2 separate regions of the Homo sapiens genome follow, and region 2 is linked to region 1. The links are chromatin loops, found by intact Hi-C in ENCODE. Cell type or tissue: heart right ventricle. All regions are shown on one strand. Links, peaks and the distances in the headings refer to the core of each region. The heading gives the core; the rest is flanking DNA. Region 1 has its middle 81 kb from the start of KIAA0040. Region 2 overlaps KIAA0040.

The links. Peaks named below come from ENCODE experiments on the same cell type or tissue, not always from the same donor. Only the 100,000 strongest peaks of a DNase experiment are listed, where the experiment ranks them.
Region 2: it touches region 1 in a loop (2.4-fold over the local background); 3 of 110 quality-filtered maps call a loop at or near these places.

The regions. Positions count from the first base shown.
Region 1 is chr1:175,271,163-175,276,543 of GRCh38, forward strand. No RefSeq gene overlaps it. Among named protein-coding and RNA genes, the nearest start is that of KIAA0040, 81 kb to the left of the region's middle. In heart right ventricle, for the core only: no CTCF peak of the experiment used is centred there; a DNase peak (open chromatin) is centred at 2,666.
Region 2 is chr1:175,165,319-175,170,699 of GRCh38, forward strand. It overlaps KIAA0040, which reads right to left. Exons shown (of 4, transcript NM_014656.3): 3 at 1,244-1,419. Among named protein-coding and RNA genes, the nearest start is that of KIAA0040, 25 kb to the right of the region's middle. In heart right ventricle, for the core only: no CTCF peak of the experiment used is centred there; no DNase peak of the experiment used is centred there.

The DNA of each region.
Region 1 (5,381 bases), core at 229-5,228:
TGTCTAATCCTAGTCTATACCTGCTACTCCCTGAGGACCCTAGCCCTGCTAGTACTACTTGTAGTGGAGCCTCTTATCAACTTCCAAAGGGAAATTTTTGTCTGCTTAGAGCAGTGGCAAATGGGGAAGAAGGCACTGTAAGGGCACATGTCCCCTTTTCTATGTCTGATTTGACTTTGTGTAGAGAAAGTTGGTCATTTCTCTGAAGATCCAGGGAAATTCATAGATGAGTTTCAGAAATTAACTCTGACTTATAACTTGACCTGGTAGGATCTGTATGTTTTGTTGTCTGTTTGTTGTACAGTGGAAGGGAAGCAATACATTCTGGGAATGGCTCAGACCCATGCAAATGAGGTATTGGCCCATAACCCTAACCATAATATCTACCAGGCAGTGGGTGCAGCAGTCCCTGATCAAGATCCAGGATGGAACTATCAAAGGGGCAGTGAGGACTTGGGGAAGAGAGATCACATGGTCATTTGTTTTTTGGAAGGATTGAAGTATATGAAAAAACCTGTTAATTATGAAAAGGTTAAGAAAAGTATTCACCGTAAAGATGAGCATCCAGCGTTGTGTCAAGTTAAGACAATCAGGCAATATGTAACACTGATCCTGCCTCAAGGAAATAACAGACTTTATTGGGAGTACATTTTATAACCCTATCTGCCCCTGATAGTAATAGGAAACTACAAAAAGCAGCCTTGGGTCCCCGGACTCCTATGAATCAGCGTTTGGATATGGCATTGATAGTTTTTAATAACAAGGACAAAACAAAGGAAGCGGAAAGAGCTAAAAGAACCTTCCACAAAGTGAAGCTTTTGGTTGCAGCCTTAGGTTCACCTCCTGCATGGGTTGCCCTTAAGGCTATTAGCCTGGACAAGGGAAGCTAGAAGGTGGAAAGCCCTGAGTTGGGCTTCCAAGTCACTGTGCCTTGGGCACAAATCAGTGTGCACATTGTCAGAAAATTGGCGATTGGAAGAGGGAATTCCCAGTGTTCTGAAGGGAGCCATCAGCACCTGAACAAATGATGGCCAAAATAGCCAAGCAAGCCCATGAGTGATGGGGCCTCAGACCTTCAGCCACCGGTCCCACTGGACAACTAACCATTTCTTTGGAGGAGCCTCAGGTAAACCTTGAAGTGGCAGATAAGAATATTAACTTTCTTTTGGATACAAGGGCTGCTTTCTCTGTTTTGAACCATTATAATGGGCCACTGTCATCTTAAAACTGTGTGGTCATGGGGATAGATGGACAAACTCATGGATACCATTTTACCTGTCTGTTAAGATGTTCTTTAGGGACTTCAGCTTTCTCATATGCCTTTTCTTATCATGCCTGAATGTCCCACCGCTTTGTTAGGAAATAATTTGTTGACTCAGCTGCAAACAGTGGCATCTTTTGGAGATCACAGGGCAGATAAAGGATTGCTTCTTCTCCTTTTCTGTGATAAGGGAGGAAAGTCAATAGGGACTTATCTAGCTTGCCTATTGAAGTAACCTCCCAAATAAATCCTGTAGTATGGGACATTGAGGTTCCAGACAAAGCATTAAATGTTCCTCTGGTTTGCATTTAGCTTAAGCCTGATGCCCTGTACTCCTGGAAGAGACAAGATCCCCTAAAACCAGAGGCATAAAGAGGGATTCATCCATTAAGAACTAAGTTTTTGCAATTTGGTTTGTTAAGACCCTTTAAGTTTCCTTGTAATACTCTAATCTTGCCAATTAAAAAGCCAAATGGAGACTATATATTTGTTCAAGATCTTTGAGCTGTCAACAGTGCTGTCATTCCCAAACATCCTGTAGTACTCAACCCCTACATGCTGTTAGCCCAGGTCCTTGGGGATGCAAGTTGGTTTACAGTCTTAGATCTCAGGGATTTTTTTTTTTTCTGCATTTGAGTATACCCTGATTCAAAATTTATCTTTGCTTTTGGATGGACTGACCCTTGATAGTCATTTGGTTTCTCAATTAACTTGGATGGTTTTTCCCCAGGAGTGTAGGGACAGCCCACATTTATTTGGAAATACATTGACTAGAGAATTAAAGATGTTAAAATTGAATAGGGGCACTAGTATTTGGTATGTGAATGATTTGTTGGTAGCTAGCCCAACTAAAAGGGGCTCAAATAAAAATGCCATTAAGTTGCTAAATTTTCTGGACACTAATGGGTATAGAGTGTCACTGCATAAGGCCCATGTTTCAACTCAAGAAGTTAAATATTTAAGATATGTCTTAACCCCTGGCACCTGGGCAATAGCCCCCAGAAAAAAAGGAAGTGATCTTGGGAATCCTGGAACCCCAAACCAGAAAGCAGCTATGGGATTTCCTAAGGATGGGAAGATTCTGCTCTTAATGAGTGCCTGGATTTGGGCATATGGCCAAGTCTTTATGTAAGGCTCTAAAAGGAGCACACGTGATCTTTTTGAATGCAGTATCAATTGTAAAACATACTTTTAATACTCTCAAGGAGAAACTGGGAACAACTCCAGCCCTAGGGATCCCCAATCTTGATAAGCCATTTCCTTTATTTGGCTGAAAAACAAGGAACGCTCTGGAAGTCCTTGTCCAGAAACTGGGAGGCATCCCTGACCAGTAGCATATTTTTCTAAGTAATTAGACCATGTAGCTTTGGGATGGCCCAGATGTCTCAGGGCAGTTGCAGCAATGGCTCTTTTGGTATATGAAGCCAATAAACTGGCTTTGGGACAACATCTGGAGGTTTTGACCCCACACCAAGTACAAGGAGTACTAGAAGCTAAAAGACACCAGAGGATGACTGGGGGACATGTATTAAAGTATCAGGTTTTGTTGCTAGACACTCCTGATGTAACCCTTAAAGTCTGCCAGACTTTAAAGCCCGCTACTTATCTGCCTGAATTCACAGGCACCCTAGATCATTCTCGCATACAAGTTATGGAGCAAGTTTATTCCAACTGGTTGTACTTAAAGGATGAGCCTCTAGATAATCCTGAGGTAGAGCAGTTTACATGTGGAAGTAGCTTTGTGCACCAGGGAAACAGAAAAGCCAGGTATGCTATTGTCAGTCAACATGACATAACTGAAGCTCAGCCCTTACTGGCTTCTACCTCAGCTCAAAAGGCTGAATTATTGGCTCTTATTGCCCTACAGTTGGGAAAGGGTTTAAGAGTTAGCATTTCCACTGATTCTAAGTATGCCTTTCTGGTGCTTCATGCTCATGCTGCTATCTGGAAGGAATGAGAACTCCTAATTGCTAAGGGTTCCGTTATAAAACATCACTTGGAAATTCTAAATCTGTTAGACGCCATTTTGCTGCCCAAGGGAGTAGCTATAATCCATTGCAGAGGGCATCTGAAAGGGAACTCCAGTGTGAAAAGGGAAACTCCTTTGCAGATGATGCAGCTAAAGTCACTGCATTAAAGGATCCAGTTAAACTTGTAGATATGTTAGTGCCCACTGCCCCAGTAATAACAGAACTGAGATACACTAAAGAGGAACAAGAATGGGCTAACTGTCATGGCTTAATTCAAGATCCTTCTGGCTGGCTGATTCAGTAATCAGACTATTGACAGCAGACTATTGACACCAGATGCTAATTAAAGGAAAATAAACATTTGCATGACTCTACTCACTTGGGAAGAGATTCTTTGTTTCAATAAATGTTTCATCTTTCTATAGGAAAAGGCTTACGTAAAACCGTAAAGCAGGTAACTTGAGCCTGTGAACTTGGTGCCTGAAATAATCCAAGTAACCCAGCTTTACCTTCTCCTTCAGTAAGGCTTGTTCTGCATAGGGGAACTTATCCCAGTGAAGACTGGCAAATAGACTACACTCAGATGCCCCCGTGAAACGTGTTTGAATATCTATTAGTATTTGTTGACACCTTTTCTAGTCGGATTGAGGCTTTTCCTACCTGGTCTGAAAAGGCAATCAAGGTTTCTAAATTCTTATTAAATGAATAATTCCTAGGTGTGGGCTGCCTAAAAGCTTGCAGACTGATAATGGCCCATCTTTAACTGCAACAATAACCCACAACATATCTTCAGCCCTAGGAATTCAGTACTGCCTTCATTCAGCATGGAGGCCACGTCTTCAGAGAAAGTAGAAAGAGCCAATCGAACTCTAAAGAGAACTGTTGCTAAACTCTGCCAGGAAACATCAGAAGCCTGGCTGACTCTATTGCCTATGGCCTTGTTGCGGGTTTGCACTGCCCTTAGAGGAAACCTACACTTCAGCCCTTTTAAAATAATGTTTGAAAGACTTTTCTTAACTACAGACTTCCTAATAGACATAGATACTTTCAAGCTACAAAATAATGTAATCAACTTAGGACAAGTGCAAAAAGCACTCCTTGAATATGGAAATAAAAGACTTCTTTTCTCTCCTTAGGAAGGGAATCTTACTATAACCTAGTGGGGAGACTGGGTCCTATGAAAAACTTGGAAAGAAGTATCCAAAGCAGATCAGCTTTCTCCCAAATGGAAGGGATCCTATGAAGTCCTCCTTAGTACCCCAATTGCAGTTAAACTTCTAGGAATAAATAGCTAAGTCCAGTTATCTTGAATTAAACCTGTCCCTTATGAAGCCCCACAGGCCACTGGAGATGGAGACTGATCCCACTTATTCCTATGAGCCAATCAGTGACCTCTGGCTCCTGTTCAGAAGAAACAAAAAGGATGGATAACATAAAATATGGACTGGCATTCTACTTTTGGGTATAAGTTAGAATCACACGGAGAATAACTTATTTGCTGCGTGGGCACAGACTTTAGCCTCCCTGCATAATCACGCCAAATGTTGGGTATGTGTAAAATTACCACTTTCCTCCACTTCCAGATTGCCCTGGCATATTCAACCAGCCAACCTAAGTTTATGGGGACTTTATTATGATTGGGAAACTGAAAATAATAAACATACACCCTCTTTCCCCATGCACTATAGCTTGTGTGGCCTAAGCCCCTTTCCTCTCATACAGAGAGACAAAAAGGCACTTTTTTTTTTTGTCTAATTAGGAAACAGATAAATTCCATCCCAACTTAGGTTATACTGTACAGGATGGACTTGGGTGGATGACAGGTATCAAGCAAAGTGTCTCTATGTCTTGAAAGGCACAATAACAGTCACCACCAGACAGGGACCCATGACATGGGATGGTTGCCACCTCAACAATGTAATCAGACCCTTCTTTAACAGACCAAATGTGGTTAGGATGGAAACATAATTCACCAAAAATAGGTGCCTACCCTTCTCCTTGGGGATGGTTATGGGCTTGTAGAACTCATGGCTAGCCATACTTACCTTAAAATTGGATTGGAAGGTGTATGTGGGGTTGTTCTTATCTCCTAGGATGTATGCTCACTAAATTGGACTCTCTGCCATCTAACTGGGAAATTGTAAAGGCTC
Region 2 (5,381 bases), core at 301-5,300, 110 kb before region 1:
ATAATGACATTGTGGGGATCAAAATGATTCAATATATTTAATGCATTCTGTAACTGTAAAATACTTACACAAATATAATCCATAAAATAGTGAGTTATCTTGAAATAACAATGGACTAATTCCAGTGCTGGGCTTTTCTTCCTCCTTCCTCACCTCCAAGCCAATCCCTATTGCCAAAGAACCATGGGTCCCCACCGCATTGAAATGAAAAGGTCTTCAGAAATAATCTCCCTAATATGGTTGGTCTGTAGGTCTGTGGCTGTTGCTCTAGACTCTGGCATCCAGAAATCAGATGGAGAGCGGTCGCTTGGGGAACATCTGAAGGTGCCTGGAGGATTGCTGAGTTCATAGGTGAGGTGGAGGAGAGCAGCTAGCCATCTACAGGCCCCAGCCTCCCTCCCAGGCTTTGGGACCCTTGGAAGTGTTACAGGGGTGGGTCATTCCACAGGGAGGTCTGCTTCAATCTCTGAGAGCCAAAAGCTACTGCAGGCTGTGTCCAGGGCTGGCCCTGACACTGCTGTTCCTTCCGGTGCTCTCCAAGAAGGGAGCAGGGCGTTCTATTCTGCATCAGCCTCTCATTGTTCTTGTTTTTTAGACAAAATAATAAATGTAAAGCTCTAGAACAGTGTCTGTGAGACAGTAAATACTTTCTGGAAAGGTTAATAATAAGGATCACAATGGCACCCAATTAGAATCCCTGAGACCAACTCCAGAGTGACCTCCAAATGGTACAAATCACCACCCTTCTTGTAGGGGGAGGTGGGAGGTTCAGTTCTCTATGAGAACCTTAAGAGACCCCTCTTCTGCGACTGCTGACTCCTGGATTTGTGTGGGGGGCCATTTTATAACTGACAGTTGGGAGCAAAGACCTCCCCTTGGGCCTTTGCTCAAACAGCTCCATTGAGCTTTCTACCTTGGGTGCGCTGATCACTGTGCTTGCTTTAGCTCCTCTGCCCAGGATCCCAGGTGACAGCAGGATGGACTGTTGGCTACGAAGAGTCATTTAAGGAGTTAAAAATACAGATTCCTGCAGCCTGCTCCTGGAGACTCTGATTCAGTCGGGTCTAGGATGGGCCCAGGAATTTATGTTTGTAGCAAGCAGCCAGAGTGTTTCTGGACAATTGTCAGGTTTGGGAATAATTGAATAAGCAAGCTGAGCAGCCGACCTTCATTTATGAGCACAGGAGCCATGTGCTAAATGAGGGGAAGAATCATGGGTGAGGAGACGGGGGATGAAGTTTACCTCCACACACAGCAGCAAAATGGCCAGCCAGCTTGGGGAGCCTCCTTCCACGTTACTTCTTGCTTTGCGTTGTCAGGGGATCTCGGCCAGAACTGCTTTCCTGGAGGTCACGTTCAACGTAGTAAACAATCGCTGAACACCCGCCCTGTGCATTCAGATCCTGATCACCGCCCAGTCTAGCAAGGGGGAGAAATAAAAATAGAAGTATAGTGTGATGAGTTCTGTGGTCAAGTTCTGTGTTGGGGGACATGGGAGCAGCATGGCAGAAGCAGCCAGCGGTCCTGCCTGGAGAAGGTTGAGGGAAGGCAATGAAAAGAAACGACCATCATGACTGGTGTCTGAGCAGGCATCGTGCAGTGACTAATTACAGAGAACCTACTCCTGCTGGGAACTTTGTACCCAGGACAAGCAAACCAGATCCCTGTCCTTTCTGTGCTCCAAGTCTAGTGTGGGAACCAAACCAAACATTCATCAAAGAACCATATAGGCAGGTGTGAAAGTGTAATTATGGTGAGTGCCACGAACAAGACCCCACGATGCTATGAAAGGGGAAACAGGGAGGTTAGGAAGGCTCTGATGAGGGATGACTGAGAGAAGATCTGAATGACAAAAACAGCAAACACATGGCTAGGGTGTCTGAAAAGTTTTGAAACACAAAATAAACTTATTTTAAAGCATTTCCAAGTAATATGCTTGATAGGCTTTTCTTCAACCCTCCAAGACCTTTTCAGGTGAAGTTCTCTACATTTAAAGAATGAGTTCAATTGTTAATACACTGTAAAGTGTCCCCCCAAAGTCTGGAAACATAGGCAAACAATACCTGTATTGTGCTTTTTATTAGATGAACAAATTAGACCCATTGCTGTCCCTGAAAAGGACCTGAAGGGACAGGGTAGCTGACAGCAGCAGTGGTGGGGTGAGGGTGGATGGCAGGGCCCATGAATGGCAGCCCCACACCACAGGACCTTGTAAGCCACGTGGAGGGCTAGAGTTTGCTGTGAGAGCCACGGGGTTTTAAGCAAGGAGGGGACATAATTGATGTGGATTTCATAAAGAACACTCTCTCTGACGTGTGAGAGGACAGATGGGAGAGGGTGTAGGGGGAGGAAATGATCACAGTTGTCCAGAAAGTGGCAGCTGGGCCAAGGGTGATGGTGGTCGGAAAGGGCGGGATGATGGCGTGGCTCAGGTGTTTTCCAGCAGATATGGGTGGGAGAACTCTCAGGCAGAGGGACATGAGAGGAGGTGTCCCTGGGTGTGCCCAACTTTCCTTCTTCTAACCCTAGTCTCCTATGAGGGCTCTCAGTCTGGAATGTATATGTATATTCTTTTTTTTTTTCCTTTCCAAAACAGGAAAATCATCAGTCTCTACCTGACTCCTCACCATCTCTCTTGGGGGGTTAAAACACCTTATTCAACCCCAGGCCTCTCCACCCTGCCTGTCCAAACCTTGCCCCAGCTCTCAAACCACACTGCCTTACAAAATCCCTGTGGTTACGATAATATCACACACTTCAGAAACCAAGGCTCTCTGGCAGCGAGGGCACAGAGTGGAACCTCAGTCAGTAGTTATTAACTTGGCTATTCTGGATATATATTTTCTTGATGGTTCTCACCTTGCTAACCTGGCATGCTCAGGTGCCCTCTAATAGAGGTAAGTACTGTTTTGTACAAAAATGGTCTGATCACAGTAAATGATCTGCTTGTAGAACATTACATTTATTACTTAGACCCAGCTCTAGGCATTCTGAAATAGGTATCTACATTTTCCCCAATTTAATGAATTGCTTCAAATAACTAGTCCTAATACAAAGTCGGAAGCTCTCTTTTCCCCCCAGAGTATATATGATGCATAACTAGATATTCAGTATTAAAGGAAAATAGATAGTATTTTCCCCCAGAATTGATGTTATAATTATGGTTGCAATTTTGAACAAAAGCACAAATAGAGCATCAATAGAAAAATGATTAAGGCACCATGGTTATTTAATAAAATGATGCTTTATCATGTAAACATTCTGGATTAGAAGACTCCTGAAATGGGCCATCTGGTTGATTACCTTACTTTATTGATGGGAAATCTGGGACCAAAGAGACTGCATCTTGCGGGAGATCACCCAGCTGGTGACTAATAGAGCCAGGGCCAGAACCAATGTCTTCTGAGGCCCAGGTTACCCTCCTGCCAGGTCTCTTCCACAAACTCTTCCACAGTGCTTTGCAAGATGCCCACCATATTCTCTTTCTGAGCACGAGTGAGACCATACTTCTCAGCCCCTTACGTCTCTGTGGGGCTATGTGACTGAGTTCCAGCCAAGGAAACGTGGCTCCTGAAATCTTCTCCCGGGCCCTCCCTGTTCTCTCTCTGCTTGCTCATTGGCTGGCCAGATGCAGAGCATCCAGGGGAGGACTCCAAGAGCCCTGGGGATGGCAGAGATGGGAGGTGTTCCTGAATGACTGTGTGGAGCAGAGCACCCCTGCTGACCACAGTGAAAAATGAAATGAGTTAGAATAAACTTTTGTTGGGTGAAGCCACTGAGATTTGGGGATTTTCTGCTACAGCAGTTAGCCTATCCTGCCTAATACAAGTGACAAAAAAGCTAATGTTGGTAATGATTATTAATTACCATTGCATATATAATCCCTAGAATGATTTGCTTATAACAAATGTGCAATGTGTTCAACAACTCTCCTATAGGGCAGCTTTGGCCAAAGAGGGGTTTACCTTAGTGCTTTTGAGCAGTGGTTCGGGAACCAGATATCCTGGGTCTGAATTCTGGCTCTCCCACTCACTAGCTGTATCACATTGGGCAGGTTAACCTCTCTCTCTGGCGCTCTGTTTTCTCATTTGTAGAATGGCATGGATAATAACAGGATGTGAGAATGAAATGAGTCAGTAGAAGTAGAGTGCCTCAGAGCCTTGCCTAGCAATAAAAGTTAGTCCTGATTGTTTGATCCCAAACAAATAGGCTGGCCAAAGTAAACAGCCCTTGACTCCTTAGCTAATGATGGTTTTGTTTGTCTTTTTCAAATGTGAGATGGTTCTGGAGTCATGACTTTGATTATGTAGGTCTCCTTTACAAGGCATTTTCTCTTTTCTCTAGTTTTCCTGTGGTAGACTAAATTAGTTCATTCATCATTCTCTTTCAAAGCGACCATTTCAGAATGAAAATATGGATAAGCACCACTCAGGAGCTGAATCATAAGGGTTTAGATACACTTCCTTCCCCTCTCTGCAGGGCTCTCCCAAGATTGTGTGGAGTAGGACATAGAAGCCTCCTTCCTTCCTCACCCCGACGACAAACTGCCCTTTTGTCTTTTCCTACTTTCCCTTTTTTCCCTCCCTCAATGTATTTAATGAGCTCCTAGGATGTGTCAGTTCCGGTCCTGGCACCATGGGTATAGTCATGCATAAGACAGACATTTTGTTTGTGCACTTATTATCTCTCTTCTCCAGGTAGAAAGTATACATGTTAGTGCAATAAAGGAAATAATTGGAGTGGCCTCTGAAAAGGTGACTCTGAACTGAGATCTCGGGGTGCTAAGGACCAAGCGTGCACAGCGCTAAGGGCAGGACCTCCGGTAGCAGCAACATTAAGGGTGAGGGCTCTGAAGTGGGAAAGCGCATGGCACATCCATGAGAGAGGGCAGCCAAGTGTGGCTGGACCGTGGTGAGCATCGTAAGTAAAGCAGGGCTTGAGCTAGGGGCACTTGGGCCCTGTGGGTATGGAAAGGCACAGAAAGGTGCCTTCCCCTTTATCCCCATTGTTACCTCATTTGTCCAGGCCTTCAAATGGCCTCTAGTTTTTCCTTCTTTCAATTCGTCTTTCTAAAATCTGAATGTAACGCGCACTCCCTGCGCAACCCTCGCTTGGCTGCTCACCACCTGTATGATCACACCTCCTTAGCAAGGAGGACTGGCTGGTAATCCAACTCTCCTATTACCCCAGCCTCACCTTCCTCCACCACCCCCACCGCCCTAGCTGTTTATCACATAATAGGTGCTAATAAATATGGGACAAATAAATGAATTCCTTCAACACTCGGACTAAGCTTCTCTCCTGGGCTTTACCTCCCCACCCCTACCTCATCAGCTGGTCCTACCTGCTCTCTCTCTGACTATGTCCTGACTCCATCCACT